Linked DNA regions of Homo sapiens: region 1 is linked to region 2. Evidence: read pairs that join two places in POLR2A ChIA-PET (ENCODE). Cell type or tissue: PC-3. All regions are shown on one strand. Links, peaks and the distances in the headings refer to the core of each region. The heading gives the core; the rest is flanking DNA.

The links. Peaks named below come from ENCODE experiments on the same cell type or tissue, not always from the same donor. Only the 100,000 strongest peaks of a DNase experiment are listed, where the experiment ranks them.
Region 1: POLR2A ChIA-PET joins it to region 2 with 8 read pairs; 2 of 35 experiments call an interaction of 5 or more read pairs at or near these places.

What each region holds. Positions count from the first base shown.
Region 1 is chr9:110,638,484-110,649,730 of GRCh38, forward strand. No RefSeq gene overlaps it. Among named protein-coding and RNA genes, the nearest start is that of MUSK, 25 kb to the right of the region's middle. In PC-3, for the core only: a CTCF peak has its summit at 84 (motif pointing right); a DNase peak (open chromatin) is centred at 3,038; H3K4me3 peaks cover 1,975 bases; H3K27ac peaks cover 3,846 bases.
Region 2 is chr9:110,809,375-110,827,363 of GRCh38, forward strand. No RefSeq gene overlaps it. Among named protein-coding and RNA genes, the nearest start is that of MUSK, 150 kb to the left of the region's middle. RefSeq lists an enhancer at 11,888-12,097. In PC-3, for the core only: no CTCF peak of the experiment used is centred there; no DNase peak of the experiment used is centred there.

The DNA.
Region 1 (11,247 bases), core at 1-5,000, 180 kb before region 2:
ACTGACTTCCCTAAGTTCCGAAAAATTTTATTGTTATTCTGAAGGAACACTCCAAGATGATCAGCAGATGGCACTGCTAACTTGAAAAACCAATTCTTAGATATATTAAAAATTGATGACATTTTTAAAGCTGTTAACAGTTACTATGATGTATTACAGAATAGTGAGAAAACAACGTTAAACAGGTGGAAGAAATTTAAAATGATCCACAATTGTATATAAAATAACGATTAACATTTTAGTACATGGCCAAGTTTTATATTCACATAAATGGAATCTATCCTACAAGAGCCTACTAACTGAATTTTGAAAATAAAAAATGTATTATATCAAATTGCCATGTCATTAAATCTTTCTCTGCAACATTATTTTTTATGGTATATAAATACACCGTACTTTAGTTAACCAATGACTTGTAGTAGGAAATTTAGTTTATTTCCAATTTCTTATTCTCATAAATAACACTGTTATGAACATCCTTGTGTCTAATTCCTGAATTATAGGTCACATATTTAATTGTCTCCACAGGATAAATTCCCAAAAGTAGAACTGCTGTATTAGAATATATTTTTAAAATATTATATTCAAATTGGACCCAAGAAAGGGTATAATAATTCGCACTCATTTTTAAAATTTATACACATTGAATGTTACATTAAAAATCATTTGTCTCAAAATAGGTACAAAATATAACTTTATTTAAAATTATGCCTTTGATTAAATGTTTTCAAATATTTTGTAAGTTTATGATCCACTTGATATTTGTGAATTTCATTTTCATGTCTTTTAACCCTTTTAAAAATAGAATAATTCATAATTTCTCTACTTATTTTGTGAATACTCTATATATTAAAGTCATCATTGCAATTAAGGCTATTCTAAATAAGCTAATGTTGCTAACCCAAGTGTTATTTAGGAGAGTGTTATTTTACTTTAGAAAAAAATATGTCTTTTTTTAAGTTTATTGAATTTTTCTTTGAGTGTTTTTTTATGATAAATTTTAATAACTGTTTCTCAGGGACCATGAAAAGGATTAGTCTATATTTGTATGATATAGAATTCAAATATTATAACTTTCTTATATTTCTCAGATTCTCTATATAATGTTATGTGCTTTTTGTTGTTGTTGTTTTTCTTTTTTTTTGAGATGGAGTCTCACTCTGTTAGCCAGGGTGGGGTACAGTGGCATGATCTCAGCTCACTGCAACCGCCGCCTCCTGGGTTCAAGCGGTTCTCGTGCCTCCGCTTCCCAAGTAGCTGGGATTACTGGGATTACAGGCATGTGCCACCACGCCTGGCTATTTTTTGTATTTTTAGTAGAGACGGGGTTTCACCATGTTGGTCAGGCTGGTCTCAAACTCCTGACCTGAGGTGATGCACCCACTTTGGCCTCCCAAAGTGCTGGGATTACAGGCATGAGCCACGGCACCCAGCCAATGTTACATATTTTTTTAACCACTTGATTTCTCATGGAGAAGAGATATCAAAATCTCTGACAATTGTATTTCTTTTCATTAACATTTGCTTTTTCTTTACATATTTTACCATTATATTATTCAATGAATTAAAGCTTATAACTCATATTTTAGTGTGATTTTTTCATTTTGATTTTAAAAAGCCCTTTGCCTCATTTTAAGTTTTACTTTTCTTAACTCAAATTATACTTAGTATACTTTCTAATTAGTTTGTCAATGTACTCATTGACAACTGAGTACAACTGATATATTTATTAGTATATCAATTGATATATGCTTCTAAAGTGATTGAAACATTTGATCTTTTCAGTAGCATTAAAAGTTTTCCTAAAAATATTTCTTACCGTTTTTCAATGGCTTCCTTCAAACTGTAGCCTAACCACAGTCTGTGACAGCATTACATATGATGAATTAATGAGATCTGAATTCCATAGTATAAATGTTGTAAAGAAGAATGCGGAATATCTTTATGTGCTCAGTATTTAGGAAGCTGCCTAACTGGACTAGAATAGTTCCAATTTAAATTGGTGGATTTTCAAAAATTTTGGCCATTCGATTAATGACAAAGTTTTTGGAATAATTTAAACTCTTTAAGCAAGGGATAGGTGTACTCACTCATCAAAACATCTACACGAGGTACGTATTATTATTATTATAACATTTTAGAAAGGAGGAAAGAGATTAAATTACTTTCCCAAGGTAATATAGCCAGGCTTCAAACCCACACAGTAAAAACATCTTACAGCTTGTGGTTTTATTTCCACAACTATGTTAGAGAGAGAGAGAGGCCTGCAAATAAAAACTTCAAGTGCTGATTTTACCTAGAACTCTGTAAAATGACTTAACATAGCATTGATTGTCACCTGTGGCTGGGTGCCCAGTGGGAGTACCTAGACATCTGCAGTGGAAGTTGTTTTGACAGCTTCAGGAGTATTAGAAGACAGTCCTTTTGGCAGGCCTGGTGACATTATTACAGAGAACAATAGAAGAAGTGACAGTGATGAGAGGCTCTTACAGCTGAGGTTTGACAGGATGTCTCATTGAAGAGGCTGTTGCAAGAAAGTAAGATAACAGCAGCTGTGGGGGTAGGAGAAGAGATTCAGTTGTGAATTCAAGTGCAACCCCCAACCCACTCACTTACCCTGGAGACTTGCAATGTATATGATAGACTGTGCAGAATGCCTGACGCTACATGGAGTGATGGAGTTGAAAGCAGAAAATTTTGCATATTCCTTGACAAATAGTCCTACTTTTGCCTCTGGTATGGTCTAGAGAATAGACAGTATTCCTCTACCAAGACAGAGAAGCTGTGTCGAGGGGGCAAAGTTGATGTAATTTGGCAAGAATTACCTTCATGACATCAAGGGATTGATTTGCACAGCCATAATTCATTCCTGGGCTGCAATGCTCTATGATAGCTGAAATCCAGTTATCCTTATTTTGAGTCAGTTGGTCCTTTGACTGAAGCCAAACTTCAAATGATGAAAACTTAACGGGGCTCAGAGAAAAGCTAATGTAGGATTTAGAAAGATCCACTCATGGGTTACACATCATCGTTTTTCATGGATGATTACTAAATTAGTCAGAGCAAATATCTATAATTTTACTTGCAGAGTCACAGCCCTAGCTCTGCCAAGTACCCTGAGCTTTGTGTGATCTGAGGGACAGCATACATAGCCTTGGTGCAGTCACCAGGGGTGACCACAGAATTCCCTTATTCCAGGTGACACTGACCTTCAAATTAAAACAAGCCTCTGTCTTAATGGCTAAAATTGGTGAGAAATGGAACCAAAGTTTTTCCGATTTTGATAATGAAACACTGTAGGAGTAACCAGGCAAAAACAAAATTAAAAAGGTGACTTTCAATAGTACAAAAATTAGATTTGCTTCAAACTCATGCAATATTGAATGTCCGTCAATAGTACGAAAAGACTATATTCGATCTATTGCCTTTTACAAGTGGAGTCTTTAGGAGACAATTTTTCGTACACAAAGCCTTAGAAAACAGCTACTACGTACCCTTTCTGAAAAAGAAAGAAAAATATTTTACTCAATAGAAAAATGAATCAAAATTTACAAGTCAAGGCCAGGTACAGTGGCTCATGCCTGTAATCCCAGCACTTTGAGAGGCTGAGGTGGGTAGATCACTTGAGGTCAGGAGTTTGAGACCAGCCTGGCCAACATGGTGAAACCCTGTCTCTACTAAAAATACAAAAAATTACCCGGGCGTGGTGATGGGCACCTGTAATCCCAGCTATCTGGGAAGCTGAGGCAGAAGAATTGCTTGAACCCGGGAGGCAGAGGTTGTAGTGAGCCCAGATGGCGCCTCTGCACTCCAGCCTGGGCGATGGAGCGAGACTCCATCTCAAAAAAAATATTCGCGAGTCAAGATAGTTTTGTGACATGTAAGAACTGATGAGTGCAGGAATAATGTGTAAAGTTGACTAAAGTGTTGTAAGCATAACTGCAAAACTGGGCACAGATGTAAAAACTGTCTGTAAATGTTTATTTATAAATTTTATATATATGTATGTGTATAGTTGAAAGTAATGCATAATCATAGTGAATAATTTGGGGAATCAGAAAATTCAATTACAAAATAAGAATATAAAAATATATTTTATATAAAATGTAGAAACTTTTTATATAAATATAAAATTAAAATACTAAAATATTTAAAATTTATCTGCTCTTCTACCTCTGAGAGAAAATTCTAAAGATTTCAGTGTATTCTCTCTCTACATATATGCATGTGTACAAACCATACTATATAGGCACATTTTATTCTTATACTTTAAAAACAATAATGGCACTTTGGGAGGCCAAGGAAGGCTGATCACTTTGAGGTCAGGAGTTCGAGATCAGCCTGTCCAACATGGTGAAACCCTGTCTCTACTAAAAAATATACAGATTAGCTGGGCGTGGTGGTGTGCTCCTGTAGTCCTAGCTACTTGGGAGGCTGAGGCATGAGAATTGCTTGAACCTGGGAGGTGGAGGTTGCAGTGAGCGGAGATCACGCCACTGCAGTCCAGCCTTGGCGACAGAGTGAGACCCTGTCTCAAAATAATAACAATAATAATAATAATAAAATGGATCAAAATTTATATTCTTAAATTCAAAAAACATGATTATTTCAGCTTTTTTTTTTTTGGCTGTGATGTCTAACATAGATGTAAATCTCTTTTACAGTTCTGTGTTGGATAGAGTACTGAATGTGGGACTAGTTGGTGTAAAGGTATTGTCTTTATGAAGCTTTTGATAAAAATTTTTAACTAATTTGCACAATCTTCATCTGTGAATGAGAGTACCAGTCTCACTATGTCATCAATAGCAATACTTATCCTCAAAAAATATAACTTTTCCATTTTAAAGACATTATATTTTATTCCATTTAGCACCTGTGTCATCCACAGAAATTCAAGTCAGGGCTTTCTCCCTGGAATAAATGTGGCTAGTGAAGGAGGCAAGGAGTCATGTTCTATTTAACTACAGTATCTGAATAGACTATGTCTACATCTTAATGGCACCAACCCCTCAACCATACCATCCCCACTGTCTATCGCCCCTGCACACTACTGTGCCCCTATATTGTCTGTCTTTCTAGTTCTGAGCAACTGTCATATTCTTACACCATCTACCTACCACATAGACTGGAACAAAGTAAGTTAGAGCTTGGGTTAGAGGCATGGTATATTCACTGCTCTTCATTGACTAACATTCTCTTACTATTTGCTAACTTGAAACAGAGCAAATTCTTAATGGTTAGTACATTTGATTTAACTTCCTTGATAAAGTAAAGCTTAATAACATTAGAAATTAAGACACTCTTATAGTCATCAGGAGCTGATCAGTACACAGTTACTTTGACTTATCACAATACTAGCTGTATATTAGCAAATTGTTCCTGCTTTTTTCTCTTCATCTCTCAAGGTGGAATAAATAACTGTAAGAAACTTCATATATATAAAACACTGATGTTTATTATTTGTATTTCTTTGAATAGATGAATTTCAGAATGTTCATATTTTATTAGGTATTTGTAATTCTGTGAATTTTTGTATCCTTTGCTCTATTTCCTATTGGAATTTCTCTTTTTTTCCCCTTATATAAGCTCTTGTGCACTATATGTAGTAGCCAGTTCAAATCCCTAACCAATACGTACCCTTAAATTCTGTTTGGCAAATAATAGTTCTACCTTATTTCTCATGTTTATGTGTGAACTCTATTTGTGTAAGATTCCTGGTTATTTTTTAACCCATTTCTTTCAAAGGGAGAAGAAGCATTGTAATCCAATTGATGAGTTTGGGAGCACAATCTTGGGCATATATAGCCTGACCCCCTTTTCAAGTTTTTTCTTTGGCAGCAAACTTCCCCACAGTGAGACAAGAGGCATAAGTTGTTTTTTGCTCTTTTACACTGTAAGTTCATCAGAGGCAGACACCATAAGGGAAGGCCTGAGTCACTCTAAGACTGCCTGTGCATGGATGGATATATCTGCCTAACTTAGGGGACCCATGTTAGTAAATTCACCTGCCCACCACTGTCCAGCAACATTCTACAACCTCAGTTTAATAATGATAAAGATGATATTTTGGCCTCTATCCTATTGACTCATCTTCTTTATTGTTCATTTGGTTCAGAAGTTGACCAGAGTAGAGGTGTCTTATTTATTGAGCCCCTGAATTCCAATTATTTGTTGTTTGCTTCTTAACGATGTTTTTATAATACAAAATATCTTAATATTTGTAAAGTCAAATCTCTTGATGCTTTCTTTTATTCCTCACATTGATTTTATTCTTAAAAAATATTTCCCCAAGTCAAGATCATTCAGATTTATCTATATTTTTATCCACCTATTGCGTAGTTTGGTTTTTGTTGTTCAAATCCATGTGGAATCAGTTTTTGTACATGATGTGAGGATTTCTTTTCTGAATAGTTAAGAAAGCATCCTGCAATCAGGCAGGAGAAATAAATAAAGGGTATTCAATTAGGAAAAGAGGAAGTCAAATTGTCCCTGTTTGCAGATGACATGATTCATGATTATATATCTAGAAAACCCCATTGTCTCAGCCCAAAATCTCCTTAAGCTGATAAGCAACTTCAGCAAAGTCTCAGGATACAAAATCAATTTTGCAAAAATCACAAGCATTCTTATGCACCAATAACAGACAAACAGAGAGCCAAATCATGAGTGAACTCCCATTCACTATTGCTTCAAAGAGAGTAAAATACCTAGGAATCCAACTTACAAGGGATGTGAGGGAGCTCTTCAAGGAGAACTACAAACTACTGCTCAATGAAATAAAAGAGGACACAAACAAATGGAAGAACATTCCATGCCCATGGAGAAGCAGAATCGATATCGTGAAAATGGCCATACTGCCCAAAGTAATTTATAGATTCAGTGCCATCCCCATCAAGTTACCAATGACCTTCTTCACAGAATTGGAAAAAAACTACTTTAAAGCTCATATGGAACCAAAAAAGGGCCCGCATTGCCAAGATAATCCTAAGCCAAAAGAACAAAGCTGGAGGCATCATGCTACCTGACTTCAAACTATACCACAAGGCTATAGTAACCAAAACAGCATGGTACTGGTACCAAAACAGAGATATAGACCAATGGAACAGAACAGAGCCCTCAGAAATAATACCACACATCTACAACCATCTGCTCTTTGACAAACCTGACAAAAACAAGAAATGGGGAAAGGATTCCCTGTTTAACAAATGGTGCTGGGAAAACTGGCTAGCCATATGTAGAAAGCTGAAACTGGATCCCTTCCTTACACCTTATACAAAAATTAATTCAAGATGGATTAAAGACTTAAATGTTAGAACTAAAACCATAAAAACCCTAGAAGAAAACCTAGGCAATACCATTCAGGACATAGGCATGGGCAAGGACTTCATGTCTAAAACACCAAAAGCAATGGCAACAAAAGCCAAAATTGACAAATGGGATCTAATTAAACTAAAAAGCTTCTGCACAGCAAAAGAAACTACCATCAGAGCAAACAGACAACCTACAGAATGGGAGAAAATTTTTGCAATCTTCTCATCTGACAAAGGGCTAATATCCAGAATCTACAAAGAACTCAAACAAATTTACAAGAAAAAAACAACACCATCACAAAGTGGGCAAAGGATATGAACAGACACTTCTCAAAATAAGACATTTATGCAGCCAACAGACACATGAAAAAATGCTCATCATCACTGGCCATCAGAGAATGCAAATCAAAACCACAATGAGATACCATCTCACACCAGTTAGAATGGCGATCATTAAAAAGTCAGGAAACAACAGATGCTGGAGAGAATGTGGAGAAATAGGAACACTTTTACACTGTTGGTGGGACTGTAAACTAGTTCAACCATTGTGGAAGACAGGATCTAGAACTAGAAATACCATTTGACCCAGCCATCCCATTACTGGGTATATACCCAAAGGATTATAAATCATGCTGCTATAAAGACACATGTACACATATGTTTATTATGGCACTTTTCCCAATAGCAAAGACTTGGAACCAACCCAAATGTCCATCAATGATAGACTGGATTAAGAAAATGTGGCACATATACACCATGGAATACTATGCAGCCATAAAAAAGGATGAGCTCATGCCCTTGGTAGGGACATAGATGAAGCTGGAAACCATCATTCTCAGCAAACTATCGCAAGGACAAAAAACCAAACACCACATGTTCTCGCTCATAGGTGGGAACTGAACAATGAGAACACTTGGACACAGGAAGGGGAACATCACACACCAGGGCCTGTCATGGGGTGAGGGGAGGGTGGAGGGGGGAGGGAAAGCATTAGGAGATATACCTAATGTAAATGATGAGTTAATGGGTGTAGCACACCAACATGGTGTATGTATACATATGTAACAAACCTGCACGTTGTGCGCATGTACCCTAAAACTTAAAGTATAATAATAAAGATTTTTAATAGCCATTATATAGAAATTAAATCACTTGATTTTTGTATATAGATCTTGTATCCTGTTTTGAAAAAAAAAAAAAGAAAAGATCCTGGTGCAACTTTTCCAAATAATCCTTTCTATTCACAAAATTGTGATAACTTTATCATATACCAAATATGTATGTATATGTTGTATATACACGCACACACAACACATACATAATGGTACATGACATATATAGACATATATATATATACATACATGTACACACAGATATATGTGTATATATGCATGTAAGTGTGTGCATACATATTAGTATATGTCATTTTTCTGGGCTATCAATCATACATGCTGTTGGTTCTTTTGCCAAAGTTTTATTTTACAAATTACCATAGCTACATTTTTTTAAATCAGGTAACAAAAGTTCTACTTTGCAAGGTCTGATTATGAGGATACATGTTATGATAAAATACCATCTTTCAACAATCAAGTTTGTAAGCAAATATTTAAATGAATTTTCCAGAATAAACTTTTATGTAACTGTGATCTTTAAACATTGCTCACGTGTATGAGGAGTGAGAAGCCTGATGCCTGTGAGTCAGGCTGTGGACTGTACTATGGCTCGTGCCACCAGCTGGCCTATTGCATGACAGAGAATGGTCTCCACAAGTCACAAATTACATCTGTTTATGCTTCTATTTGTTAGACAATCTGGCACCGGGAACAGCTGAGCAGAAGGATTTGAAAACAGCTTGTTTGATTGATGTATCTAGAGTTATCTCTAAATCCAAATAAAATGTTAAGTGCTATCAAGAAATCATAAATCAGGCATGTCTCTCTTTGAGCTATGAGAAGTTCTTGCTAAAGCTTTTATGACACCCATTTGAAAGAAATACAATTGGCTTGTATTCAAAATAGGATTTAGGCCTGTGTGTACCACACGATTAATTAGGTCACATTTTTAACCCGATTCAGCTGTGAGATAGCACAGGGCCTAGCATGTAAGTCATGGTGATGGAAAAGGTTGGAACTAGGGTTTTCAACCAGGTAAGAGAAATGTAGAGAGCATCAGGTACAAATGCAGAAGGTGGTTGATACTAATGAGTATGTTCGAAGAGTAGTTGTGATCAATGACCTCTGTTTACGGGGAGCAAGACGCCAATCAGAACAGGCAACAACACAGGGAAGCTGAGTGCCAACTACTAGGACATCACTTTGGCGGGATCCCAGCACTGAATCTTCATCAGTTATGACAAGAAAATTTTACATGCTTATGTCTGTGAAAACTCTAAATGCCCAGGAGACAGTAGAAATGCACTTTTTCATTAAGCAAAACTTTTGGGGAAAAAAAAAAATTCCAGGCCAGGCACTGTGGCTCATGCCTGTAATCCCAGCACTTTGGGAGGCCAAGGTGGGAGGATCACTAGAGCCCAGGAGTTCAAGACCAGCCTGGACAACACAGCAAAACCCACATCTATACATTTAAAAAAAAAATTAGCTGGGCATAGTGGTGTGCTCCTGTAGTCCCAGCTACTCTGGAGGCTGAGGCAGAAGGATCACTTGAGCCCAGGAGTTCGAGGCTAGAGTGAGCTATGATTGTGCCACTGCACCAGCCTGGGCAAGAGAGGGAGGCACTGACTCAAAAAACAAAAACAAAACATTTCTGTATGTGTTGTATTAGGTGTTGCCAATTAATATCAGCTCTGCCTAACTTAGGCTGAAAAGGAATTACTAGAAGACTGTTGTGAAGTTTATAGTATCAACAGGAAGGCTAGAGAATAAAACTTGAAAAAATGGGTAAAAGCCAAGGAAAGCTAGGTGGGAGGCACAACAGTTTAGTCAAAGTCATGCCTAGGAGCAGATGGGCTCTGGTGACATCTTGTCACCAATACTGCTGCTCCAGACTCGGCTGCTGCTGTGCACCATGACAGTGAATGTATTCTCCAGTGCCTTTTTGCTTTGGCTTGACTTACTCAAGAGTCAATGCCATGGTCAGGAGCATCCCATTGGCTGATCCTGGTCACGTGCCCACCTGGCTTTGCCTGCAAGGGGAAGAGATCTGGAACCGTCAGCTTCTTTAATGTAAGGCTGGATTTTGACTTCTTCTCAAGTCCCCAAGTGTGGGAGGGGAGAAGTTCTGGATGTTAAGTAGCAAAAAGTACACACACACAAGCATACGCACACAAACATATATATACTATAACTGAAATTTTAACATTTTGAATACTTATTACTCACGTAATAAAATTTTGTTTCTTTTTTTTATAATAATTTACTTTTATTTTTCTTAAGGTCTATTTTTTCCACTTTTGATGAAAGAGTCTCTTCTGTTCATTCATTCTTTTGTTAAAGGCCTAATACATCTCCCTATAAGTAGGATGCCTGGATTCCCCTTATATTTTCCCATACTTCACTTGAGTCTTCATAATGAAGCCTAATCTCTAACTCCTTCATCCAGTAGCCCAGATTGAGTGCATAGTGATCTGGGGCCGTAGGTAGTCCTGGCAGGTACATCTCATTTCAGGAGAGTTTTTCATCTGTGTCTCTCAACACTTACCTAACGGTGCGAAATCATTTATGGCTGTACCCCATTCCTGGTGCAGTATATGAAAAACTATGAGAACCGAATGAAAATGTGCCTCCTGCAGGAGATCGTTCCTCACCTGCCTTCATCAACCCCCAGTTTTAGCATTCTGAACAGTTAGTGACCTAGACCTTGACAAAAGTTTTCCAATGTCACCCTTGCCAGCAGCCAGTGACTTGATAAAGCCATCTATGGCCCAGACCTCATGGGATAGCTACTCCTGAATCCCGTTACACTCTCCCTAGGCAGCTAC
Region 2 (17,989 bases), core at 6,975-11,974:
AGCAAAAAACCACAAATAAATTTCATTTCTAAGAACAAAGCAAAGATGACCAGGAAATGCCTGAGGAAACACATTTTTTTTTTTTTTTTGGAGGCAGAGGGTATTATATTCCTTTTTTTTCTTCAACTTTCATTCTAGATTCAGGGAGTACATGGGCGAGTGTGTTATGTGGACATGTTGTGTAGTGCTGATGTTTTCAGTACAACTAAACCTGTCACCCGGGTTGTAAGCATAGTACCCAATAGATAGTTTTTCAACCCTTGCCTCCCTTCTTCAGAGACCTCCCCCTTCTTGTATTCCCCAGTGTCTTTTGTTCCCATCTTTATGTCCATGTGTACTCAATGTTTAACTCCCACTTATACTTGAGGACATTTAGTATTTACTTTTCTGTTTCTGTGTCCATTTTGCTGCAAAGGACATGATTTTGTTCTTTTTGGCTGCATAGTATTCCATGGTGTATATGTATCACATTTACTTTATCCAATCAACCATTGATAGGCAACTATGTTGATTCCACATCATTGCTATTGTGGATAGTGCTGCAATGAACGTATGGGTACAATGTGCCTTTTGGCAGAATGATTGATTTTCCTTTAAGTGTATACCAAAGGAAATGGGATTGCTGTATCAAATGGTAGATCAACTCTTATTTATTTCTCATTCATTTCTCAAATAATTTCTCAATTATTTGAGAAATCAAGGAGACACTTTTTTTTTTTTTTTTTTTTTTTGAGACAGAGTCTTGCTCTGTTGCCTGGGCTGGAGCGCAGTGGCGTGATCTTGGCTCACCAGAACTCTGCCTCCCAGGTTCAAGCAATTTGGAGACATAATTTTTAAGACATTTTTAAATAATAAACCTCAAATATTTTAGGGAAAACATCTTTATCTCTGTTTCTATAACTGTCAACCTCTTTCTAATAAGCTTTGCAAAGCTATATGAAACTAGTTTTTAATTTTTGTATACTTGAGACAATTTTGGAAGAAAGTAGGTATCTACTCATCCAATTTCAGAGAACTCTGAGAAAATTTAGTTATTCTTATGAAAGATCTATTTTCTTATTGCAATAACTGTGAATTTATCTGGCACTTGGCCAAACTTAGCATTAACAGGTAATACATTATATTCACAACAGAAACTAGAAGATGATTCCAGAACAACACAGCCCTAAAGGAAAAATCATTAATTGTTTGACATAAATATTCTACACTTCAAAAATCTACACTTAGATTTTTTTTCTAAGATTGTTTTGTATTATTTACTAACCTAACAGCTTTCCATTAACAATAAATTTAGAACTTTTTTATATTTTAAATATCAATGTGTGCATTATTTTGGTGATGACATAATAAATCATTAGATGTTGCATACATGTTATCAAATGTATATGGAGGTTGCGTAAGTGTTATCAAGACAGGCAGCAGATGGAGTGTTGAAATATATGGACTCAGGGCTGAGTCTGCTGCCTGTCAAATCCTAGCAATTTACTTAACCCCTTTGTGTTCAATTTTCCTCATTTATGAAAAGAGAATAAGAATAGCACCAAGCTCATAGGTTATTGGAAAGATTAAATGATTTAATAAGTAGAAAAGGCTTAGAAAGGTACCTAATACACAGTAAATACTTCCAAGGACTTTGCTAATATAATTGTGTCTAATTTTTTGCAATTATATAGAAAACTGACATACTATAGCTAAATCATTACACAGATCTTTTTACTATTTCCTGCAGATACAGCAATAGAACTAACATAATTAGGTCAGATGCAATAAACCTTTTTAGGAATTTTAATATATGTTACAAAATTACCCTCCAGAAATCTTGCAACAATTTACACAACCAATAGCAATGTTTGAAAGTGCTTATTTCTGATACTTCAGCTAATTTAGCATGTCATCAAATTTAATTCTTAGCCAGTTTGATAACTGAGAAACTTTAGCTCCCTGTTTAAATTTGATTTTTCTTTTAAATTCCTGCAGATATTGTTTGCTTTTCAGATTTTTTACCAGCTGTTTTTGGGCAGTTTGTGAATTGTCAAGTATGTTCTACTGTTTGTCTTCTACTGATTGTTCTCCACCTGGACTGAGTGTGGATCCTGGAACAGTCTAGTTTTTCTTGGGAATCCTGTTACAATGTATGTTCTAGATCTACCCTCCATATTTATTATCTTTAGCCTCATTGTATACATTTTATATCAATTTCTTCTGAGATAGGTAAATGTCTTAATCTGATTTTGTAATTCATTACATCTCCTATCTGCTTTTTACTGTTTTCATTGCATTATTTTTTATTTAATTATTTTTAATAGTAATACATTCACTTGGGTCAACATTCAAAGATATAAAAATCTACACAGTAGACTTCTACTTATAAGAAGAGGGGGTGGATGTGCTTTTTCCTCTTCCTTCCACTAAATACAACTAAAAACCCGAACATCACATAGAAAACCAACGTGGAAAAGTAGAGAGAAGTAGACAGTTCATCTAGGAAGAAGACAGAGTCAAGGAATGACATTCTGGTGAGCTCTCTGGGTTTTCTTTGGGCCTCAGCTATCTCAAACTTGAAGCTGAAGAAGCCAGCAACACAGAAACGCCAGCGGGCATATACCAAAAAAAAAAAAACCAAACAAAAAAAAAGCCCCAACTAAAGCCTGCTATCTTTAGACAAAACACCAGGAAAAGGGCACCTAGCAAGACAGAAACCTTTTAGACAATAATTGCTCTCTTCTAGCCAAACACCACGCGCGCACACACACACAACAAACAAAAAAAATGGCCTCACCTCCACCCACGCCAGCAAAGACCGAGTGTGGATCCTAGACTTCTCCCTCACCAGGTGTAATAAGGAGCTCAAACTTCCCACAGGTGTGAGTCAGAAAAGTCCTCTTCCACAACTCAGACTTTCATGCCTCTGAGCTCTAAATGCATATAGAGGAAATATTTAAGGCAATATATTATAAACATAGGAGGCTAAAGCGATATAAAAGGAGGTCCTTTCTACACTTTGTTTGAACTGGTAAAATGTCGACACTAGTAACTGTGATAAGTTACATACGTACTGTATAATGCATGTATAATGTAATCCCTAGAGCAACCATAACAAAACTCCACAAAAAGATACACTTCAAAACACTATTGGTCAGGTGCGGTGGCTCACACCTGTAATTTCAGCACTTTGGGAGGCCAAGGCAGGTGGATCACCTGAGGTCAGGAGTTCAATACCAACCTGGCCAACATGGCAAAACCCTGTCTCTATTAAAAATACAAAAATTAGCTGGGTGTGGTGGCACATGCCTCCCAGATACCTGGGAGGCTGAGGCAGGAGAAAAGCTTGAACTCGGGAGGCAGAAGTTGCAATGAGCCGAGATCACACCACTGCCCTCCAGCCTGGGTGACAGAGCAAGACTGTGTCTCAAAAACAAACAAACAAACAAAACCCACTATAGATATATCAAGACAGAATTCTAAGAAATGTTCAAGTAACCCACAGGAAGGCAAGAACAAGAAAACAGAAAAAAAAAAAAAAAACAGAGCAAATAAAAAGCAACAAATAAAATGGCAGACTTAAGCCTTGACATAGTAATAATTACATTAAGTATAATTATCGTAGAATTTTAAATGTTTAGATGGGCTTCCAGTCCAAGATGGAGAGAGAGCATGTGTTTGCCTCACCACCTGGGGTCTCAATGGACTACGGATTTGGATAAATTTCTGCAAAATGGAAAACACATGGCATCATACTAACAGACAAGACTCACAGGAAACAAAAGAGTGATACAATAGAGGTAGAAACCATCTGTTTGGTTCTATCCTTGAGAGGCTAAATAGAGACTATTTCCCTAGAGCTACTAACTAAAATACTATCACCTGGCAGGAAGCAGTGGGGGTTGGGAGGAGGGGCGGCAGTGAACTCAAAATAGATGATTACCTTTCTGGTGTCAGTGCCTGGTCCATACCCCTCACTCCTAGCAACAGTTCTTCTTCTCCGTTTCCTTCCTTAAAATCCTCCATTAATTTTTTATTCATTCATTTGACCAATACTTAGTGATTAGCTACTAAATGCTAGGCACTGTCACAGTTGCTGGGGAAATACTAGTGAACAAGATAAGTCTGATTTGGGGGAGTTTTAATTCTACTAACGAACAAATAATAAATATGAAAACAAAAATATAAACAGATCATTTTAAATAGCAATGAGTTCTATGAAAGCAGAGACATTGCAGGAATTAGTGTATATCCTTCCACCTGCTCATCACAAATAAATTCATTAGCAACTGCACTGCTACGACATTTCAAAGGCTGTTGAAATTCCACGTCTCCAAGGGCTGGAGTTCTCATTGCTATCAGCAAATGATCTGACTCCAGAATCCCAACCTTAGGGTATGCTTCCTAGGACTACTCTTAGGATACAGGGTTAGGTCATGTATTAGTCCATTCTCATGCTGCTAATAAAGACATACCGAAGGCTGGGTAATTTATAAAGGAAAGAGATTTAATTGACTCACAGTTCAGCACTGCTGGGGAGGCTTGAGGAAACTTACAAACATGGCAGAAGGGGAAGCAAGCATGTCCTTCTTCACATGGTGGCAACAAGAAGTACTGAGCAAAAGGGGAAAAGACCACACCATCAGATCTCATGAGGACCCATTCACTATCAGGAGAACAGCATGGAAGTAACTGCCCCCATGATTCAATTACCTCCCACCAGGTCTCTCCCACAACACATGGGGATTATGGGAACTACAATTCAAGATGAGATTTGGGTGGGGACACAGCAAAACCATATCAGGTCAGGTTCTTGAAAAACCAAGCCTGAGATAAAGATTCCTGTGCAAGTGGTTTATGGAGGGAGTGCTCTCAGAGGAAATGCCTCTGGGAGTGATAGAAGGAAGTTTGGTTAGTGAAGGAGCTGGGCAAAGGTGTGTTATCAGCGGAAGTGTGACCTCAGCTTGCACTCACAGAGAGCTCTGGAGTATGAGTTATACCGCAAAGATTGTCCTACCCAGAGGCAAAGAAGATTGAATTCTTATACCCCTGCTTTGCCTTTGGATATGAGCCACCCTGGGGCAAGGGCCAGAAGTGGGTAACCTCTCAGGCATCTCCACATGAGACAGTTCCTGTCATTCAAAGGCAATCCTTTCAAGAAGGGTTTCTTAACTTCCCAACTTTCAATTTGGGAAGATTTCTTATTGTCTAGCTTATTTTTATAGACACAGTCATCTTATTAAATAATAGTGACACACTAGCCTTATATGTTGAAGACTTCCCTTAAAACTGCTAACAGATATGGCATAAATCATTGTAATAAAATCAATTCTTTTTGGTTGATCCAAGATTCCATTTTCCTTCTCGTTGAAGAAGTAGGTGAATTTTAAAGGAAAGAACTAACTTTCCAAATTCAACCTGAGCTAGTTACAAAATAAATAAAACAGAAACTGCCCATTCTACCTTTTTTATGCAATAATAACAATACACACTTAGTCCACTAATTAAGTCTTCCCTTCAAGAAAGATTAGTAATTTATTTAGTAATTAATTACTAAATATTAAAAAAATTTAGTAATAAAATTAGTAATTTTATTACATTAGTGATAAAATATGTGTGCCAGGTGCAGTGGCTCATGCCTATAATCCCAGCACTTTGGGATGCCAAGGCAGAAGGATCATTTGAACCCAGGAGTTTGATACCGGCCTGGGCAACATAGGAGGACCCCATCACTACAAAAAAAATTTTTTTAAATTAAAAATTAGCTGGACATGGTGGTGTGCACCTGGAGTCCCAGCCACTCTGGAGGCTGAAGCAGGGAGATACCTTGAGCCCAGGAGGTCAAGGCTGCAGCGAGCCATGATCATGCCACTGTACTCCAGTCTAGGTGACAGAGTGAGACTCTGTCTCAAAAAAGAAAAAAGATTTCTCCCAGGCTTTTGGAGTTCTCAGAGTGTCACAAATGCTAAGAACAGACAAGGAAAGAGGAAGAAAAAGTACAGAGAAACAATCTTCTATCCCCTTTAGTATTTGCAAACTATAGTGTGTCCCTTATTTGTTTCATTGTTATAATCTGGATTCTTGGCATTTAAGAAGAAACTGAGATTTTTCTGTAACTCTGATGAAGAACATTCCCGGAGGCCAATGTCTCTATGTGCTGGAAACCAGAAAGGGGAAGTGTCCCAGCTAGAGTCTGGTAAACCATAATTCTTCCTATTGTCAAGGATTTCACATCTTTGCTCACACATGGGAAAGTTCTCAAAGTAGATTTGACAATATTTCACAAATACCACAAAAGGACCATGCTCAGCAAAGACAATTCCAGGCTTGGCACTAAGCAATGTAATCTATCAACTGGCACCAGTGAGTCTCACTTGGTGTGAATGTTCCACAGCACAGACCAGTACCACTCTTAGATCTGGGCAAGAGGAGACTAACTTGGGCACTGTGATTAAGAGGATTTCACTCTGGTCTTTCTCCAGGCACCATCCTTCTCACAGGGTGAGGGTCCCAGGGGCCAAAGGGCTATGCCTACCTAGAAACTGACTCCCTTCTTTTAAACCATATTTCAGATATGAGGGGCCCCAGAATTTCAGCTCTGCCACTGGCCCTTTTCTGAGTCCCTCTACCCTTGAGTGGACAGTGCCTCTGGCAGTCATATCTTTAGGCTGGGGGTTGTCCAAGGAGCAGCCATTATAAGAAGAATGAACACAGATGTGTTCACAAGACCTTTCATGTGTTGGGCAAACTCAGGGTGGGAAAAGAGAGTAGAAGGGCTGTGATCCAGGGCCTAGCTCTTCCCACACCACCATACTTCAGCAGAGACCTCAGAAGAGTCCTAAAACTCTCTATATAAATAGTATTCAGTTTAGGTAATAATTGAGTTACTATGTGGCAGGCACAATCAGGACTGGCAGGCACTATTCTCAGTATCATATATGTATACACAAATATATATATATATAAAATATGAATTATAATATATTATATATAAATATATTCACTTAATTTTCACACTAACCTTATGGGAAATATGCTTACAGGGAGATTAAATAACCTGCACCAGGCCATACAGCAAGTGGTGGGCCCAAGATTTGATCCCATGCAGCCTGGTTCCAAAACATGTACTCCTATTTCACCAAATACAATTTTGCATCCCTCTGTGAATTTCTAGATTAGATAAATTTGACGTGTATCACAATCTTCCTTGGAATTTGCTTTGCAAAAAAAAAAAAAAAAAAACTAAACAAACCAAAACAACATGATTTTTTTGGAGAAGGCAACTTGCTTAGTTAAAACAACAGGGTGGATCCGGTGCTATATAGAGCAGTTTGCTGCAAGAACACACAGCGTAGGGAACTTAACCCAGACCATGGAATCAAGGGGCACTTCCAGAGGAAGACAGTTTCTGAAATAAGTCTGAAAAGATAGGTCCAAGTTAGGCAAGCAAATAAGATGAGAGCAGGACAGTCCATTCTAGCCTCTAGTAGGAGAACAAAAACAAATAGGAAAGAGGGCCCTTTATTTTTTTTTCATGGGTGGGATTTTATTAAAATTGTACATAGATCTCAAATTTAAATTTAAAAATGAGCATTTTTTTCTAGTATCAAAATAGTTATTTTAAAAATAACTTGGAAGCCGGGCGCAGTGGCTCACGCCTGTAATCCCAACAGTTTGGGAGGCTGAGGTGGGCGAATCATGAGGTCAGGAGTTTGAGACCACTCTGGCCAACACGGTGAAATCCCGTCTCTACTAAAAAAAAGAAACAAAAATTAGCCGGCGCAGTGGCGGGTGCCTGTAGTCCCAGCTACTCTGGAGGCTGAGGCAGGAGAATCGCTTGAACCCGGGAGGCAGAGGTTGCAGAGAGCAGTGATCGCGCCGCTGCACTCTAGCCTGGGTGACAGAGCAAGACTCTGTCTCAAAAAAAAAAAAAACCCTTAGAAAACTTTAATACAACTTTGTTATATATTAAATATTCACCTAAAATCTCAATCATTTCTCTCCCATCTCTCTCTGCTAGAATCTTGGAGGGCCCTTCATTTATAAGTAACTCACTGCAAACACTTTCAAGACAAGAGTGAGGGGAAGGTGAAGAGGTTAGAGCTGAAGTGTTTATCATATCTCTAAGTCCATGGCTTTTAACCTAAAAGCCACCTCTGAAAATTTATCTGGAGGAAATGAAAAACCTGTGTCACTACTCTGAAAATTCAGATTTTTTAAATATTCAGGGATAGATTTATAGAAACTTAATTGTGTATAACCTTACCTTGTGGGCAAGAAAAATGACTCTCAAAGATGATAAAAATCAGTAGTTGTCGAGAGTATGATCTTTTGATTCAAAGTAGAAATTCACTTTTATTATTAATCTTTATTGGGCCTACTCACTCCTGCCAGAGTGGGTCATGCAAAGGCTCTGGGGTCTTAAGCAGAGTACAGTATTTGGTAAGAATGTTCTAGGGTTTGGTTTACACTGACCACCACTGAGATGCCCATTGCGAGTATATGTAGTCATTTGAAGTTTGGGACTTCTGCCATGTCTATGCCACACTTGGACATTCAAATCATTACAGAGTCAGTCTAGGAACTCCTGTGCCTACGGTTCGGTCTCCTTAGGTGCTCTAAGCAACCATTTGCCCTGGGAGTCATGCCGTTTCACCAGGGCACCTAGAGAGTGGGTTCCCATCACCACTGGAATCCAAAGACCTGTCTCCTCAGCCTTAGAGAAGCGTCTCCATTCTGTTGCTACTTTTTTATCCTGCTTGTTTAAAAAAGGCATTTTCCTCTCCCTAGTTTCCCTTTTGAGACCTTTAACATATTCTCTCCAATTGCTTTTGGCTTTTCTAAATGCCAAAAAGAAAGCTTGTATTCAAGCAACTCAGGCTTTAGGCACTGAAAAAACATCCATAGCAAAGGAACAAAGGCCTTAAAACTGGGAACAGGCCAGGCACGGTGGCTCATGCCTGTAATCCCAGCACTTTGGGAGGCCAAGGGGGGTGGATCACGAGGTCAGGAGATCAAGACCATCCTGGGCAACATGGTGAAAACCCGTCTCTACTAAAAATACAAAAATTAGCTGAGCGTGGTGGCACACACCTGTAGTACCAGCTACTTGGGAGGCTGAGGCAGGAGATTCGCTTGAACCCGGGAGGTGGAGGTTGCAATGGGCTGAGATTGCGCCACTGCACTCCAGCCTGGTGACAGAGTGAGACTCCATCTTGAAAAAAAAAAAAAAAAAAAAACTGGAACAAATTCCAGAAGGACAAGCATCTCAAATATCTCTGTTTTCCAGCAGCAAAAATAATAATAATGATTCAACGAATGATTATATAGGATATTTGAATTGTTATACATTTTGCATCATTATAAATAACACTGTAAAAACTTCTTATATGGTATTTGTATTCTTGGGATACATTTCAAATAGTAGGAGCACAATATATCACTTGAGGTACCTGCTTACTTAAGCAAATGTAAGGTGAGGTCATTAATGTCATGACTGAAAGACAAAAGAGAAGCTTTTTGTCAGTTGCTGGAGTCCACTTTTCCCATGAATACCTTGTTATACTCTGAAGGTGAGACAGAGTAATTTTCAGGAAGCCATTGGTTTCCTGGAGGAAACTCAGCTCCTCGTGCCTAAGATTCAAAGTTAGAAGGACTCATCAGAATGGACTGAGATGGTCTCGTGCAAGTTCCCCTAGCAAGAAAGCAAGCAAAGTCCCCCAGAAGCACTCACCAGAAGGGAAAGGAAGTTTGGGATGGTACTGGAGCTCAACACAAGGTATGAAAATTGGGAAGCAGCATGAAGCTAAAGTAGGAAGCCCCTTGCCAAAGCCCTTGCCTAAGCCCTTGCCAAAGCACAGGCATGAGATTGGACTAGATAAGAGATCACTGCACAGTGAATAAGCATCCACCAGTCTGCATAGACCAGGTCTCCAGCAGCAAGAGTGTTGTGGGCAATAACTACAGCAGTAGAGCTGATGGACTGATTTCTCCTTCTAGTTCCTTGTCTCCTCTGGGATGTTGAAGCACAGCTAGTCTTTTTTGCCTGGGGTCCTTGGACAATTGAGGATACAGAAGGAGAGAACATAAGAGGAGGAATTGGTGGGTGTTTGAAGTAGTAATTGAAAAAATTAGACATGTGAACATGCTTGTGTCCCAAGCTGGAAAAACAGGTCAATAAATACACATACTATCAGAGTCACAGTAAATGCATGTACTGTCAGAGTCACAGATTTGTTTACAACCAGAGAAAATACAGAAAAATGTAGCTTCTTTGTTGCTTCTTCAAGTATTCTCACCTGCTGTGTAGAAAGGAAATCTATCTTTGAGCTTACTACAGTAAATTTGGTCCACCAACTTTATTTAGCAGTCCTTGTAGAAACTCAGTCATCTCCTATAAAATTCTGTGGCTCTCAGATTTTTAGATGGAGTGACACATCCTCTGTCCTTCTTCAGGATGGGATATGGGCAGTGGTAAAATGATTACCTCACCTTATGAGAGCAACAAAGAGGACCCAAGATTACATGCAGTGCCTCTGGATTCTTGCTGGTCCTTACAGCAGAAATCTTGTCTGTGTGTCTCCTTGACTGTGACCACTGAGGCAGAGGCTACTGGTCACAAACTAGTATGTATGACCAGAGACCACAGCCAAAGGCATTTGGCCCTGTCCCAAAGTCTCTACCTCCTACCTAAGGTGTACAAAAAAAATAAAATAGGTCAATTGAAAATAGCTGAAATATTGAGGGATATTTAGAGTACAAGAGTACTCACAGCAGTATTGCAATTACAATGTGTATACGAAGGCCTTATTGACTTGATTTACATTTTTTTCTTCTTTCAATATGTTCTAGTTAGTTGAACAGATTCCCAAACAACCCAAAATATTTTTGGTTTAAGTACTAGGAATTATAATTATACACCTTTCATGAATGAATGGTCAAACAAAATTCCTGCCAGAGATAAGTTTTCCAGTGTTCTGACAAAAGGACATGCTATCAAGCATGTGTTGACAGCCATTACAATGACACTGTGTACATCTAGTCAAGACGTTTTTTCACTTCTCCAAAGCCAGAAAAATGGAGAAGCCTCCCACCAAAACTTCAAGAGAAAGGATGAGAGTTGCTCACCCTCCCTAAACTTTAAATTCAAAGAAGGGGGCAACTAAACTGGAGCTTTGTGTTGTTGGACAACCCCTGTCTGTGGACCAGCAGTGCAGGATGGGCAATTTGCCTAAGCAGCTGTGAGCCTGGAATCTCTTGGGCAGAATCATTGGCTTGAGAACAGTTTATCTCCAGGAAATTTCTTTGCTGGGGGCAAGTGGAGGGGGGCAGAAAGGTCTACTTTACTTGAGATGTTTCTCAGCAGATAAGTTTCCAAAAATCCTCATTCATATCTAAATATGTCTTCCCTAGAGAGACTGAACAAGGTTCTAAGAGCTGTAGAACAGTTTTAGAAGAAAGTGCTCAAAGTTAGGCTAAACCTATAATTCCTACAGGCAATTTGCTCCTGGAATAGTTAGCACCAAAATCACATAGGGGGGTTTTATGGATGTGTACCTTTTGAACAGAAATCTTTAAAACTAATTCTTTTTTGTGTTAAAAAGGAAAACATGAATAGTAACATGCTAAGATATAAAATGGACGATGTTACATATAAATTGATTTACTTATGTTCCTTAACTTGAAGATTTAGTGCTTGGTAATCTTAATTTGGGAGGGGTTTATTGTGAGGTTTTTCATTTTAGATAAGCTTCCAGTTCAAGATGGAAGAGGAAACACATGTGTTTGTCTCAATACCTGTGGCCTCAGTAGACTACAGATTGAAAACATATGTGGAATATGGAAAGCAGATTGGGGTCAGGCTGACAGATAACAGAGCACAGGAAACAAGAGAACGAGGCAGTAGAAGCCATTCTTCATGGCTGAACCCTTGATAGGCTTCTGGCTAGGCAGAGGCAGGCATAGAGAGTAGAAAGGGAAACAGAAAGAGAAATCTCCTTCAGCCACTAGAATGCCTGCTCTGCTCAGCCAGCCTCTCTGTTCCAGGCCCCTGACTATACAGAATGATGGGTGGCACCACCATTTAACCAAAGTAGAAGCTATTCTCTAAAATAGTAAATAATTTATTTGGGTAGGATTATAGTTACCCTTGGTGATCCAGGTACTTCAGAGAACTTCATAGGCTTTAGTTTAGAGAGCAAAAGTGATGAGCAAATAGCCAAACACCAAAATGAGGATTCAGGAGAAAGGCCTATTGAAGGAAAAATCTATAGAAAAAGCTCACAGCTGTGCCTGAGTTTCACCAATCCATTCCTTCACGAAGAGAGACTCAAGCATTAGCAGATAGCCAAGACAAATCACGACACCAGTGAGAGGAATCAAATGAGCACATTACAAAAATAATAATGACCCCTGAGGAAAAAGCAATTTTTCACAGAACTGAGACGATCTAAGGAAAAAATTCTGATTTGTATTCTCAGGGAAGCTTGATAGGATATTCAGATATTGCATCCAAAACTATAAAAACAGGTTGCTATAGAAAAGGAGAAAAAAAAGTTTTCTTTTAAAGTTTAAGTAGTTTAGCTAAAAGAGAAAAGTCAATATGAGAATATATGGTTGTCAGCTGGGTGGCCATGGAAATGCTTGAGTCACACCTTCCCCAACTACAGGCAGTGCAGCTTGCAGCTCTAGGAGAAGCTCCTTCCCTGTGCTTAAGGAGGGGAGAGAGAAGAGTAAAGAGAAGTTTGTCTTGCAACTTGGATACCAACTCAGCCACAGTAGGATAGGGCACTTGGCAGAGTCCTTGAGGCCCCCAATTCAGACCCTAACTCCTGACATTTCTGGACACACCTTGGGCCAGAAGGGAATCGGTTTCCTTGAAGGGAAGGACCCATTCTTGGCAGGATTCATCACCTGCTGACTAAAGAGCCCTTGGTCCCCAAATAATCAGCAGTGGCAGCCAGGCAGTACTCGCTATGAGCCTTGGATGAGACTCAGAGCCCTGCTGGCTTCAGGTGTGACCAAGCACATTCTCAGCTGAGATAGCTACGGGGAGACCCCTTCTACTTGGGGAAAAAGTAAAGGTGACTTTGTCTTGCACCTTGGGTACCAGCTGGACCACAGTGGGGTACAATACCTCATGGGCTCCTTGTGTCCCTGATTCTAGACCTTGGCTCTTGGATGGCATTTCAGGACCTACCCTGGGCCAGAGGGGAACCTAATGCTCTAAAAGGAGAGACTCAGGCCTGGCGGCAATCACACAAGCTGACTGACTAGCCTTTGGTCCTTGAGTGAATATGACAGTAGCAAGGCAGCACTCAGCACAGGCCTTGGGCAGTGGCGACCCTGGTAGAGACTTCTCTGTTTGAGGGAAAGGAAGGCAAGAGTGGAAAAAACTGTCCTGTAGTTTGGGTGCCAGCTAATCTTCAGTAGAATAGAGAGGATCAGGTAGATTTCTTTTTTTTTTTTTTTTGAAACAGAGTCTCTCTCTGTTGCCCAGGCTGGAGTGCAGTGGCGCTATCTCAGCTCACTGCAAGCTCCGCCTCCAGTGTTCATACCATTCTCCTGCCTCGGCCTCCGGAGTAACTGGGACTACAGGCACCCGCCACTGCGCCCGGCTAATTTTTTTGTATTTTTAGTAGAGATGGGGTTTCACCTTGTTAGCCAGGATGGTCTCAATCTTCTGACCTCATGATCTGCCTGCCTCAGCCTCCCAAGGTGCTGGGATTACAGGCGTGAGCCACCGCGCCTGGCCAGTATCAGGTAGATTTCTAAGGTTCTCGACTCCAGGCTCTGGCTCCCAGATGGCATCTCTGGACCACCAGGGCAAGGGAGAACTTGCCAGCTTGAAGGGAAGGACACATGTTCGGCTGAATTTGCTACCTGCTGATTGTAGAGCACTTGGGCCTTGAGCAAAAGTAGGCAGTAGCCAGGCAGTGGTCACTACAGGCCTTGGGTGAGACCCAGTACTGTGCTGACTTTAGGCCTGACCCCATGCTCTCCTAGTGGTTGTGGTCACAGGGGTGCCTATATCATCCCTCTCCCAGCTCCAGGCAGCTCAGCACAGAGAGAGACTCAGTTTGTTTGGAGAAAAGTAAGGGAAGAGAACAGGAGTCTCCTTGTAATCTAGGGAATTCTCTCTGATCTTACCCAAGACCACCAAAGTGATACCTCTACAAGTCTGCAAGAGCCACAGCATTACTGGGCTTGGGGTGTCCCCTAAGGTGGATATGGCTGCAGTGACCAAAGACTTAGATCACAACACCCAAGTTCCTTCAAATATTTGGAAAGCCTTGCCAAAAAAGACAGGTTCAAACAAGCCCAAACTGTAAAGACTACAACAAATATCTAATTCTTCAATGCCCAGACACCGATGAACATCCACAAGCATTGGGACCATCCAGGAAAATATGACCTCACCAAATGAACTAAATAAGGCACCAGGGATCAATCCTGGGGAAACAGAAATATGTGACCTTTCAGACAGAGAATTCACAATAGCTGTTTCGAGGAAGCTAAACAAAATCCAAGATAACATGGAGAAGGAATTCAGAATCCTATCAGATAAATTTAATGAAGAGATTGAAATAATTAAAAAGAATCAAGCAGAAATTCTGGAGCTGAAAAACGCAATTGACATGTTGAAGAATGCATCAGAGAATCTCACCAGCAGAACTGATCAAGCAAGAGAAATAATTAGTAAGCTTGAAGACAGGCTATTTGAAAACACAAAGTCAGAGGAGACAAATGGAAAAAGAATAAAATGCAATGAAGCACACCTACAAGAACTAGAAAATAGCTTCAAAATGGGAAATCTAAAAGTTATTGGCCTTAAATAGGAGGTAGAGAAAGAGATAGGTGTAAAAAGTTTATTCAAAGAGATAGTAACAGAGAACTTCCCAAACCTAGAGAAAGATATCAATATTCAAGTACAAGAAAGTTATAAGCACCAAGCAATTTTAACACAAAGAAGACTACTTCAAGACATTTAATAATCAAACTCCCAAAGATCAAGGATAAAGAAAGGACCCTAAAAGCAGCAAGATAAAAAATAATAATAATAACATATAAAGGAGCTTTACATGTTAATAATAACATATAAAGGAACTTCAGTACATCTGGCAGCAAACTTCTCAGTGGAAACTTTACAGGCTAGGAGTGGCATGACATATTTAAAGTGCTAAAGGAAAAAACTGTTATCCTAGAATAGTATATTCACTGAAAATATCCTTCAAACATAAAGGAGAAATAGACTTTTCCAGACAAAAGCTGAGGTATTTCATCAATACCAGACTTGTTCTACAAGAAATGCTAAAGGGAGTTCTTCAATCTGAAAGAAAAGGATGTTAATGAGCAAAAATAAATCATGTGAAGGTATGAAACTCACTGGTAAAGTTAGTACACAGAATGTCATAACACTGTAATTGTGGTATATGTTGAGTAGAAAGACTAAAAGATGAACCTATCAAAAATAATAACTCCAACAACTTTTCAAGATGTAGACAGTATAGTAAGATATAAATAGATATGACAAAAAGTTAAAAAGCTGGAAGATAAAGTTTAATTTTTATTAGTTTTCTCTTTGCTTCTTTGTTTATGCAATCAGTGTTAAATTGTCATCACTTTAAAATAATAGGTTATAAGATAGTATTTGCAAGCCTCATGGTAACCTCAAATCAAAAAACATACAACAGATACACAAAAAATATAATATAAGAAATTAAAACATATCACCTGAGAAAATCACCTTCACTAAAAGAAGAACAGAAAGAAAGGAAAGGAGGAAGAGAAGACACCAAAACACCCAGAAAACATCATACAAATGTCAGTGGCATGGCATATGTAAATATCAGTATATCAAAGAGATGTCTGCACTCTCATGTTTATCACAGCACTATTCACAATAGCCAAGATTTGGAAGCAACCTGTGTCCATCAACAGACAAATGGATAAAGAAAATGTGGTACATATACACAATGGAGTATTACTCAGCCATAAAAAGAATAAGATCCTGTCATTTGCAACAACATGGATGGAACAAAAGGACATTATTTTAAGTGAAATAAGCCAGGCACAGAAAGATAAACTTCACATATTCTTGCTTATTTGTGGGAGCTAAAAAAAAAACAATTGAACTCATGGAGATAGAGAGTAGAATGATGGTTACCAGAGGCTGGGAAGGGTAGTGAGGATGGTGTGGGGGAAGTGGGGATGATTCATGGGTACACAAGTATAGTTAGAATGAATAAGGTCTAGTATTTGATAGAACAATGGGGTGACTACAGTCAACAATAATTTATTATACATTTTAAATAACTAAAAGAGTGTAATTTGATTGTAACACAGAGAAAGGATAAATGCTTGAGGTGATGAATACCCCATTTACCCTAATGTGATTATTATTCATTGTATGCCTGTATCAAATTATCTTATGTATCCCACAAATATATATACCTACTACGTACCAACAAAATTTAAAAATAAACAAAAAGAATATATGGTAGATTGACTGTATTAATGATCCCATTTCTTCACCCTTCACTTTATCCAAGTCCTTCATTATTTAACTTCCTGGCACTTTTCCTCTTTGCCTCTGAGCTCATCCATGTGAATGCCTTTAACCAATGATGCTGCAAATGTGACACAGGAAGAATCTAGAAAAATGTGTTCCTTCTCTTTTACCTTAGTCATTGTTTGTTTTCTCGACATATGTAAGAGACACATGGAGTAGAGCCCAAGGGGCAGCCTGTAGACTCTCAAAGACACTCTCAAGCCTGACAGAGATCAGAACCACCCGCTCAAGTGTCAGCTAAATGCTCCCCTCCAGGAAGGCTTCCTTGTCCCCTCCACCTAATGAACCCTGCCTTGGGCAATAATCTCATTAATTTTATACTGCTGTGGGGAAAAGAAAGATCAGACTGTTACTGTGTCTATGTAGAAAGAAGTAGACATAAGAGACTCCATTTTGTTCTGTACTAAGAAAAATTCTTTTGCCTTGAGATGCTGTTAATCTGTAACCCTACCCCCAACCCTGTGCTCGCAGAAACATGTGCTTTGTGGACTCAAGGTTTAATGGATTTAGGGCTATGCAGAATGTGCTTTGTTAAACAAATGCTTGAAGGCAGCGTGCTTGTTAAAATTCATCACCACTCCCTACTCTCAAGTACCCAGGGACAAAAAACACTGCGGAAGCCCGCAGGGACCTCTGTCTAGGAAAGCCAGGTATTGTCCAAGGTTTCTCCCCATGTGATACTGTGAAACATGGCCTCGTGGGAAGGGAAAGACCTGACTGTCCGCCAGCCCGACACACGTAAAGGGTCTGTGCTGAGGAGGATTAATAAAAGAGGAAGCCCTCTTTGAAGTTGAGATAAGAGGAAGGTATCTGTCTCCTGCTCGTCCCTGGGCAATGGAATGTCTTGGTGTAAAACTCGATTGTATATTCCATCTACTGAGATAGGAGAAAACCGCCTTAGGGCTGGAGGTGAGACATGCTGGTGGCAATACTGCTCTTTAAGGCATTGAGATGTTTATGTATATGCACATCAAAAGCATAGCACTTTTTTCTTTACCTTGTTTATGATTCAGAGACATTTGTTCACATGTTTTCCTGCTGACCCTTTCCCCACTATTACCCTATTGTCCTGCCACATCCCCCTCTCCGAGATGGTAGAGATAATGACCAATAAATACTGAGGGAACACAGAGACCTGTGCCAGCACGGGTCCTCCGTATGCTGAGCGCAGCTCCCCTGGGCCCACTTTTCTTTCTCTATACTTTTGTCTCTGTGTCTCTTTCTTTTCTCAAGTCTCTCATTCCACCTGACGAGAAACTCCCACAGGTGTGGAGGGGCAGGCTACCCCTTCATACTGCCTTCACAGCACCCATTGTATTCGTCCATTTTCACGCTGCTGATAAAGAAATACCTGAGACCGGGCACTTTACAGAAGAAAGAGGTTTAATGGACTTACAGTTCCACATGACTGGGGAGTCCTCACAATCATGGCCGAAG